Linked DNA regions of Mus musculus: regions 1 and 2 are each linked to region 3. The links are chromatin contacts, found by POLR2A ChIA-PET in ENCODE. All regions are on one chromosome and are shown on one strand. The core of a region is the stretch at or near the end of the contact, and the rest is flanking DNA. Distances in the headings are between cores, read along the strand shown. Region 1 holds the start of Proca1 (protein interacting with cyclin A1). Region 2 holds the start of Phf12 (PHD finger protein 12). Region 3 holds the start of Eral1 (Era (G-protein)-like 1 (E. coli)).

What was found. ChIA-PET counts read pairs that join two places held with the same protein, here RNA polymerase II (POLR2A).
Region 1: POLR2A ChIA-PET joins it to region 3 with 10 read pairs in embryonic stem cell. The contact joins the promoter of Proca1 here to the promoter of Eral1 in region 3. POLR2A ChIA-PET finds 5 or more read pairs at or near these places in 4 of 5 experiments (Patski and embryonic stem cell).
Region 2: POLR2A ChIA-PET joins it to region 3 with 11 read pairs in embryonic stem cell. The contact joins the promoter of Phf12 here to the promoter of Eral1 in region 3. POLR2A ChIA-PET finds 5 or more read pairs at or near these places in 4 of 5 experiments (Patski and embryonic stem cell).

What each region holds. Positions count from the first base shown.
Region 1 is chr11:78,192,759-78,196,192 of GRCm38, forward strand. It overlaps Proca1 (protein interacting with cyclin A1), which reads left to right and starts at 1,944. Exons shown (of 4, transcript NM_001368876.1): 1 at 1,944-2,196. The coding sequence starts at 2,115.
Region 2 is chr11:77,980,692-77,984,230 of GRCm38, forward strand. Phf12 (PHD finger protein 12) reads left to right here and starts at 2,125. Exons shown (of 15, transcript NM_174852.3): 1 at 2,125-2,686; 2 at 3,325-3,506. The coding sequence starts at 2,621.
Region 3 is chr11:78,078,307-78,081,740 of GRCm38, forward strand. It overlaps Eral1 (Era (G-protein)-like 1 (E. coli)), which reads right to left and starts at 2,077. Exons shown (of 10, transcript NM_022313.2): 1 at 1,771-2,077; 2 at 1-83. The coding sequence starts at 2,053.

The DNA.
Region 1 (3,434 bases), core at 694-3,193, 110 kb after region 3:
AAGGATACATATCTAAGTCCAACTTGGAGAAGCAATGAGTTTAATTGGGTTACTTACAGGGATATGGGTGAGGGGCTGCGTACAGAAGCAGAAATGACTCAAAGACGGCTGCATCACCGAAAGCCACTCCAGTATGAGTGACAGTTTATGAAAGCTGGAAATGAGGAGCACACTGCACAGCCTGCGGACAACTGGGCAGATCAGAGGGGCTTCCAGCCAGCTCAGCTTGTCTGAGAGTGTCTCTCAAGCAGTCCTGACTGCTTAAATATGCTTGGGGGAGAAGGGGTCTAGTACACCTGCTCAGTTTCAGGGATTTCCTGAAGCCTTTGAGTTGTTTACTTCCTGAGCTTAAGGAACTTTCCTGAAGGGGAGAATGTTTGATCTCCCTGCAGAACCGGCTGTGTGACCTTTCTATCATGAAACACTCAGAATTCTGAATAGGACTTTGGGTTATGATCCTCCCCAGAAATCCTTCACTGCACTTTCTGTACTACAGGAGCCAGGCCACTGGTACAGACACTTCTGGCTCAGTCCCAAGTCCTGTAACCAACACATATGACATCATTAACAACAGGGTCTTACCATTCAGTTTTGGAATGTTGCTGACAGCAGTGGTAAATAGCCCTATTGTTCTAGAGGCTTCCCTGACCAGCAACTCTAAGGAAGTAATCCACCCTTACTACTAGGGGGTTATATTTATTTATTTTTGAAACAGGGTTTCATGGTCAGCCCCAGGTGACCTGAAACTCAGAGATCTGCCTGCCTCTGCCTCCCAACAAAGGCACACAGGCCCATGCCACCACATCCGGCTTTCTCCCCTACCCCCCCCCCTCTTTTTTTTTTTTGAGTCCTGATCTTGGCTCTCCTGGAGCTCACGATGAAAATCAAGCTGGCCTCGAACTCAGAGATCTACCTGCAAGTGTGTGGATTAAAGGCAAACATCACCATGGCCAGCCTATCCTCTGCTTTTTGAGGTACACCTATTCTGGCTTTGGAAGCTGATTGGAGGTAAACTGAGAGATGTGACGTGAGGGATATCTGTGAAGCAGCTCTCATTCATTCACATCGTCTTGTACAGAGTTGGTTAACCCAGTGTGCATGTGAGAAGTCACCTCAATACTCAGTTCTCCCAGGGGCCTGCCCGAATGTGTAGTCCCATGAGGTGCATGTATAGGACAGTTGCACATATACTTTTTTGTTTTGTTTTGTTTTTGTTTTTCGAGACTGGGTTTCTCTGTGTAGCCCTGGCTGTCCTGGAACTCTCTCTGTAGACCAGGCTGGCCTCGAACTCAGAAATCAGCCTGCCTCTGCCTCCCGAGTTGCTGGGATTAAAGGCGTGCGCCACCACCACCCCGCACACATGTACTTCTTATGTTAGATCTGTGTAGACTTTTGGCGTCATCGTGTGTGATATACGAGTGAAGTGTGGACGCTGTGTTTGAGCAACGTGAAGGTTTCCTACTGGGATGGAGTTACCACGAATGTAAGTCACCTTACTTTCTCAACAGGAAAATAGGGCACTGTGGGGCCTAGGGATTGGGAGGAAATCTGAAGGGTAGATCTGAGGGGGATGGGTCTGGCGATCCGGGGTTAGGGGGCTTTAGGGTGTACTATACACAGTGGAGGAGGGACTTGTCACCAAGGAGACGCAAAGCCAGGATACCTGCAAGGACATACGTTCATGAAGATTGGTCCCTGGCTAACCTCCAGAAGGCGTGGCGGTCCTGGTGCTAGAGCTTGAATTTGGAAGGGGCGGGGCCAGCAACTGTTGTGGGCGGGGCTCTGGGCTAGAGTTTTCTAGAAGCAGGGACCAGCAAGGTGCTAAGTATGGGACTGAGTGCTGGGTCTGTAAGGTAAAGGTAAAAGCCCGTACTGGCGTTAAGGGTGTGACGAAGGGACTGGAAGGAGCTGGAGATCCCGGATGAAGAACCCGACTGACGCTTAGACCCGGGCTGGAAGACCTGAGGGGGGGAGGCGGGCGGGGGGTTGGGCAAGCATGAGGCGGAGCTAGGGGCTGGACTGGAGCTTACAGCTGGGCCGAGGGCTCGACCAAGCTGAGGTTCAACGTTGAACTCTGCGAGGTAGGGTCCTGTGGAAGAACTGGGCTGACAGCGATGTGGGTCAGGACGACAATAACGGTTAAAAGATGGACTGAGGAAAGGTCTGGCCGCAAAATTGAGAGAACCGAGAGAACTGGTAAGGGGCGGGGCAGAAGGATGGGGGCGTGGCTGGGCGTGGCTCTGGAAGTTTGCTTGACTTGGCTTCCTCCCGACCCAGGCTCAGCTCTTGAGCATTAGGCTGCAACCTCTGGCCTGGGCTACCGCCCCAAAGGCGCTAGGGTTCGGTAGAACCCTTGGCCCAATGCTCATCTGGGCTCCAGGGCTGGGCGGCCAGTTCCATTGACCTTGAGGGTGGGAAAGCGTCTGAGTATTCCACAAGTGACATCATAATCACCTCCAAGTGCCTAGCTAGGAGACATTTCCCAGAACAGGGCTCACTGGCCTCTCTTGCACTCTCCTCTCTCTCTCTCTCTCTCTCTCTCTCTCTCTCTCGCTCTCGCTCTCTCGCTCTCTCGCTCGCTCTCTTTCTCTCTCTCTCTCTCTCTCTCGCTCTCTCGCTCTCTCGCTCTCTCGCTCTCTCGCTCGCTCTCTCGCGCTCTCTCGCTCTCGCTCTCTCTTCCTTTTTCTTTCTTTCTTCCCTCCACACACCTTTTGTTTTGTTTTGTTTTGTTTTTTCGTTTTTTTTCGGGACATGGTTTCTCTGTATAGTCTTGGCTGTCCTGGAACTCACTCTGTAGACCAGGCTGGCCTTGAACTCAGAAATCCCCCCTGCCTCTGCCTCCCAAGTGCTGGGACTAAAGGCATGCGCCACCACTGACCGGCTTTTTTTTTTTTTTTTTTGTCCCTCCACACACATTCTTTTGGCTGCTCTAGTGCCTGTCCTCTGGGCCTCAAAGGAAGGGAGGGGTTTTGCAGGATAAGGAGGATCCTCTACAAATAAATGTGCATTTTGAGTTAGGTCCCTGCTACCTGTCCCAACGAAGAGACCACATGCTTTTCTCTTCCTTTCAAGCTATTACCATCTTCATTCTGCCACAGGAGCTCTGGACCGACTGCCTTGATCACCGCTCCCCTCTGTCCTCTTTGGACAAAGAGGCAGACTATCTCTCCAAATCCCACTTCTCGTTGATCCTTCCTGTTTTCCCTCCCAAACAGCTGATGTTGTCAACATCTATTAGGAGTATTAGTGGAAGGCAAACAGGCTTCAGCCTTGCATAAAGCCTGCTAGAGTGACAGGAGGAAAGGAGTCCAGTGCAGTTTGAGCCTGGCCTAGGCACAGGCCTTTACTGGAATAGCTTTAGGATTTGAGCGCCACAGGGGAGGCCCTGCATCAAGATCAAAGAAAGGAAATCAGAAGTGAGGAATCCGCAAGGT
Region 2 (3,539 bases), core at 875-3,374, 98 kb before region 3:
TCTCTGTCCAGTAATACCTCCAGGCTGACATAGCAGCACAGCTGTGCTATGGTAGTAGGAAGGAAGCCAGTAAAAGAGGGCATATGAGGTTCCAGCTTCTGAGGTTATGTAGCAGGAAGGAGGCATAAAGCCTGGCTTCTTCCCTTCAAGGAGCCTAGCTCAGCTCTCTCCTCTGAGAGTCACACCGCAGTTCTTTCCTATAGCTGCTAGTCTATTGTTGGCCATAGCAACGGAAGAGCAGCCAGTTTGCATGCATTCTTCACTTCCCCATAACGTTATTCTTTCTAGGCACTAATACAGGGCCGAGAGAGAGAGAGAGAGAGAGAGAGAGAGAGAGAGAGAGAGAGGCAGAGAGACAAAGAGAGAGAGAGCACTAAAACTTCACAAAGCACTAAAACTTCACACAGATATTTATATCCCCTTTGACTTACAGTCCTGACTGTCCTAAAAGAAGGAGCAATAGTTTCTCAGAGACAGTAAACACGGTGTAGGGGACAAAGTCTGACCTGTGAATCAAGAAATGTTTCCTTTTTAGGTTTGCTATAAACTCAATATGCGTCTAAGCAAACCACTCTCCACTCTGTACCTGGAAATGAAGAATTTAAATCAAATAGTCTCTAAGTCCCTCCCAGGTTTACGGGTCTGAGAATAATGTGTGTAGTAACATAAAAATGAGTTTAGGAGATTCCAGGCGTAGTAGCACACGTCGATCCCAGAAATGGGACCGGAGGCAGAAGCAGTCGGATTTCTGTGAGTTCATGACCTATCTAGTCTACATAACAAGTTCTAGGGCTGCGGAGTAAGACTGTCTTAACAGAACGAACAAACGAAAGAAAGAAACGGCAGGACATAGCTGCATGTCACCAGTGTTAATTAATGCCTAGTGGGGTTCATTCATTCGCAATTAGGCAGAGTATCTGTCCATATTGGAAAGTGATAACAAGGGCATAACAGCGCACACCCAAAGAGAGGTATGTCTCTCTGCTCAGAATGCGAGGTGAGGGGCTCAAACTACAAACCCCAGTGTGCAATACGGCAGCTCTCAAAAGTATCCTTTCCCGGCAGGCTTTTCTTCGTGTACATCCTATGGTCCAGTGCAGCGCCTGAAGGCTGAACTACAACTCCCACAATCCATCAGATCCATCGCGAGTCTAACTACCAGAGTGCAAAGCGGTCCCGTTCACCCTTTGAACTCTGCGCGTTGCAAGATGGGGATTGAAGTCAGCTGTAGGCAGGTAGCTGGGCGTTGTCAGGATTACGGACTGTTTGGGCTTTTGACTTCCTCTTTCGGAGTAGTTCACAGGGACAGTGGTTAAGAGAGGGTAAGAACAGCTTGAAATATCTTGGGTTCCATCGGGACCCAAGGCAGCAATGCTCGTGCTAAAATTAGGTGCTGAGAGTGGAAATGAAGTGGAAAGAGCAGTCATCCGATCTGCCACCAAAAGCGTCTTTTTTTTTTTTTTTTTTTGTCGCAATGCTTTTTTTTTCCCTCTTTACCAATATGGCGGCCTAGTCCAGACACACCTGACACTGGAGACAAACAGTCCACTACACCATCCATATGGGTACTGCTGCAGCCGAAAGCTACCAGCTCCATACAGCATCCCACGCTCCTCCTTGGTCGTGACTGAGGACTCCAAGGGCATGGTAGCCCCAAATCTCATTACCAAAATGGCGAAAGGAGAAGCTTTTTTTTTTTTTTTTTTTTTTTGTGCAGGCCTCCAGGTACAACGCGCCTGCGCGTGAGGCGGCTGTGTGAGGGGACGGGAGGGTGGCGACCCAACACGCCTGCGCGGGACCAGAGCCCGTGGTCCGCACACAAACACCAATGGGTGATGCGTCTTCCAGTTCCTGCGGCTGCGCCGTGACCCCTACGCGCTTTCCCAGGCGCCTAAGCGAGGCCTCAGGTTCCGCCCTCCAATCGCAGTACGCCGGCGCACGGCGGAGAGGCGGGGCTTCTGGGCTCCGGGCGAATGCCAGCGCGGCTGCGCGCCGGGGGGTACCCCATCACCGCGGCTGCGCGGGAGCCAGGCCGCCGGCTGTCACTGCGGTTGCGCGCGGCGAGCGGCGATCCCGGGGCGCCTGCGCGGGTGGCTTTGCGGGCGCTCGCGGTAAGTTTGCGCCAAGTGCGCGGCAGCCGGGACGCAGACGGCAGCGGCGGCGAGAGGCGGAGCCCGGGGACCACCCCCCATCATCCTCCCCAGAGTCACCTCACGAACCACAACCTCACCTAACCTCTCACCCCCCCCTCCGGTCCCCCAAGCCCGGGATGGCAGCGCCCGCTAGCCTTCCCGGCCGGACCAGCGGTCGCCAGCGCCAGCTTTAGCCTGTGGGCCTAGGCCCCCGCCGAGGCCTGACCCCCGGAGCCGGGATCCACTGTGCAGCCAGCCGCTGGGCCGGGGCTGAGGGGTTGCTCCCCTCTCGCGGCCCGTGGGGAGGACGCTGCCGTCCCAGGGACTGGGGGCCGGGGGGTGGGGGGGAGCCAGGGCGAGGAAGTCGGAACCTGTGTTGGGAAGAGAGAAGGGGACCGGGGGTCAGAGGTGCCCCCTTCCCCTCCTCCCCCCTCCCCCCGGGGCTGGGGGGGCCGGAGCAGAGAGCGCCCAGCCCGAGAGGTGGATGAATGTGGGAGAAAATGGAGACCAAGACGATCGTGTACGACTTGGACACGTCGGGGGGGCTGATGGAGGTAAGAGTGGCCCTCATCCTTTTCCCCCCAGTGCCAGGAGGGTACCTCCGCCCCACAAAGCCGGCCCTAAGCTCGAAGCGCCAGAGGGCCGGGAAAAGGGGGGGTTGTTCTTCCTCACCCAGTCTCTTCCTCCCCTCTTTGCAATTTGGGGGACTGAGCTTAGCTTCCGAGGACGTCTGCAGCAGTTTCACCTACCAGCCGCCCTCGATTCGCTCCCTGAGGCTTCAGCCCACTCCATTTCATTGCACCGGCAGGCCTCCCCACCCCCTTCTTGTCGGCCCCTTTGTGCTTCCCCCTGCACGTCCGGGTACCAAGCTTCGGGCCTCTCCCGAGCCGGGCTTTGGAGTCCCCCACTGTCCATACAAGGAAGTGGCAAGAAGAGAACCGCGCACCCTCTCCCCATCCCCCTACCCTGGTCCTCCCCATTTGGAAGGAGCTTTTCTTGTTGTGCTGCAGGAACGCAGTTAGGGTGGGCTCCCCTTGATTCCGGGGACCGAGAGGTTCTGGAAGCAGCCTGGATGGGAGGAAGAAGGACAAAAGGGGGAAGAGGGGTGGGTGACGGAGAAGCGGCGCCGGTGGGACTACGGGCTACCCGGGAGCTCCGAATGTGCACACATGCCGTCTGTATGTGTGTGCAGCAAATCCAAGCTCTGCTGGCTCCCCCCAAGACGGACGAGGCAGAAAAGCGGAGTCGGAAGCCCGAGAAGGAGTCCCGGAGAAGCGGCAGGGCCACCAACCACGACAGCTGCGATAGCTGCAAGGAAGGTGGGGATCTCTTGTGCTGCGATCACTGCCCTGCCGCCTTCCACCTCCAGTGCTGGTAAGGGCTGGGGACCCCTTTGGAGCCCCTTGG
Region 3 (3,434 bases), core at 827-3,326:
TGGGGCTCCCAGGAGGACCACGCGGAGGACCCGTGGATTCTCAGGCATGTCGGGAGTGTGCACCAAGAGTAGATTCTGCTCATCTGTGTTAGGATGGGAACGGGAGTGATAGGTTGGATACTCATCTCTGATAACTAAGGAAGCAGTCAACATAAAAGATGAGCACCCCAGGCAGAAGCCACCCACTCTTAACTTTGAGACTAGCTTGGCATTTGAGCTTACTTGATTTCATTAGGTTACCTCTCTAAGTCTGATGCCCTCTTCTGATGTGTCTGAAGACAGCTACAGTGTACTTACATATAATAAGTAAATATATCTTTAAAAAAAAAAAAAGAGGGGCTGGTGAGATGGCTCAGTGGGTAAGAGCACCCGACTGCTCTTCCGAAGGTCCGGAGTTCAAATCCCAGCAACCACATGGTGGCTCACAACCATCCGTAACGAGATCTGACTCCCTCTTCTGGAGTGTCTGAAGACAGCTACAGTGTACTTACATATAATAAATAAATCTTTAAAAAAAAAAAAAAAAAAAAAAGAGGTTTAAAAAAGAGTGGATCTCCTTTGAGACCAAGGCCAACCTGGGCTACATAACTAGACCCTGCCTCAAAAAAACAAAACCACCACACTAAATGATACCAAAGAAACGGCACTTTATAAAATGGATGTGGTGGCTCGAACCTGAAATCCCCACATGCAGGAGGCTGGGGATAGTGAGCTCCAGGTTATCCTGGTCTAGAGTGAAACTCTGTCTCAATGTCACCCTGAAAGAAGCATGGACTACAGTCTGGTAGGAGACTAGGCACTGTTACTTGCAATGCAGTATCATAAGGAGAGATTGAAACATTTTGCAGTACCTTCATAGCAGCATAGGGTACCACAGTCAGAGCTGAAATTTTTCTCCAGATCTTCCACCTCCACCTCCTCAGTGTAGGGACTACAGGCATGCACCATAAGGCCTGACTTAATTTAGGATTAAACCAAGTAGATAGGGCTCAAGATCCACGTATTGGGTCTATACTGCTTGATGAGGACTTGAGGACCTGGTAATGGCTTGGCAGAAGCCAACCCATTCTTAACTTTGAGAATAGTTTGGCATTTGAGCTTACTTGATCATTAGGTTACCTAAACTCTCTAAGTCTCTTGTTTTTTTTTTTTTTCATATGTAATATGGAATCACATTAACTATTTATGAATAACTTCTTTTTCAAAATGACAACTGTATGGGAGAAAAAAAAAACACAGGCTGGGCATTGAGGACTGAGGGAGACAACTTTGCCTTGACTAATGACTGACTGTAACCAACAGAGGGTCTAGGTTCTTCACATTCCTAAAACTCTTTATGTTGCTATATTTATTTATTTGTGTGTCAGTGGGAGCTTATGGTAGTTAGGGCAAAACTGTCTGGGTCTCAGTTTCCACCATATGAGTTCCAAGGACTGAACTCAGGTTGTCAAGCAACAAGAGCCTTCGTCTGTTTCACAGACCCTCACTTTCAAACTCTTTGACAGCCTTCTCCACTCGCCTCTCCTTGGGCTCAGGTTTATTTTTTATTAAATGAGAAGTTAAACTGCTATTTCTAGAGGCAGAGGGATTTTACTTACGATACATGATTTCCACTGCTAAAACCATCAGAGGCCGGTCATGGCCAACACCTGTAATCCCAACACTTAAGAGGCTGCAGCGGGAAGATCCGAATTCCAAGCTGGTTTGGGCTACACATCAAAACATGTCATAGAACCAAACACCTGTAACTAACATAGCTGGACCCTTTACCTCTGTGCACCGACACCGCGGGGACGCTCGGAACCAACGAACTGTCAGGCTGAGAAAATCCAAGGATACGGTCCAAGGCGGAGTCCTGACCATAACGACTAGAGGCCGAGGCCAGGAGGGGACCAGAGAAAGTGGAGCCCACGACACAGGACACGCACCTCGCCTGGTTACCTAGAAGACAGCCGGGCGGAGCAAGCCATTCCCTCCCTGCATGCGAACCCACCTGTCGGGCCCCTAACAAGGCCCGAACGAGCCCAGCGCAGTACCGCCTGGGGGCAGCCATTTTGCCGCAATGCACCCTGGTACCGATCAGAAGCGCGACGCGATTGGACCGAGAAGCCCACGGACCAACGAGTGGAAGAAAGCTAGATCGGCCCAAACAGAATCTCCATTCTACAACAAGGGATACCCTAGGAGGCGGAGGGAAAGACGGTATCCAAAGGCTAAGGAAAGGCAAAATTGTGCTGTGTTTCCTGCCTGAGTATAACAGTCGTCTTGGACTCCCAAACACATCATTTCTCCTCCTGCCAAAGTTGTGTAAAGAGCTTTTAAACCATGTCTTCCTAATGACATTCCTCGGGACACCATACCGCAGAAGCTCCTCTTAGCGGCTTAAGAGGAGAAACTCTCTTATTGCTAGGAGTGGGCGTGGGCATGGGAACGGGCTCTAAGCTTCATTTCACTAGATTTTTTTCTTTTTCTTTTTTAAGTGCTTTCTAGCCTCAACCCTGCAGGATCCTTTCTTATTTCCTCTTTTGCTGTGTTTTAGCTGGGCGTGGCAGTCTTAGGGTTACTATAGCTGTGATGAAACACCATAACCAAAAGCTACTTGGGGAAGAATGGGTTTTATTTGGCTTATATGTCTAGACTCACAATCCACTGAGGGGAGACAAGGAAGGAGCTCAAACCAAGCAGAAACCTGGAGACAGGAGTAGATGCAGAGACCGTGGAGGGGGATGCTGCTTACTGGCTTACTCCTCATGGTTTGTTCAGCCTGCTTTCTTATAGCATTTAGGAACACCAGCCCAGGTGTGGCACCACTCACAATGCCTCCCATATCAACAGTTAATTAAGAAAATGCCTACAGCCCAATCTTATGGAGGCAATTTCTCAATCGAGGTTCCGTCCTCTGAGATGACACCAGCTTGTGTCAAGTTATCATAAAACTAGTCAGCACAGGTTGCTTTGTGAAGTCTGCACCTTTTTGGTGTCTAGACCTCAGTTAAAGGGTGGTTCTGTGGTAAACATTCCTGTTGAGTAGCAGACTGTATTTACCTCTCTAAATATCAACTCCTATCTATTCTCTGAGATTAAAGCTTTTTTTTTTTTTCGAGATTAAATCTCGAGGCTCTGAGATTAAATCTTACTGAAGGAAAATGAGCAGAAGAAAAAAAAAAGCAGGTAGCTGTATGTGATGGAGCGTTCCTGTAACCCCAACATTTAGGAGGTGGAGGCCAAAGGATGAGGATATTGAGGGCCAGCCTGGGATGAATACTTGTCTTAAAAAACGGGTAAGGGGGGCTGGTGAGATGGCTCAGTGGGTAAGAGCACCCGACTGCTCTTCCGAAGGTCCAGAGTTCAAATCCCAGCAACCACATGGTGGCTCACAACCATCCGTAACGAGATCTGGTACCCTCTTCTGGAGTGTCTGAAGACAGCTACAA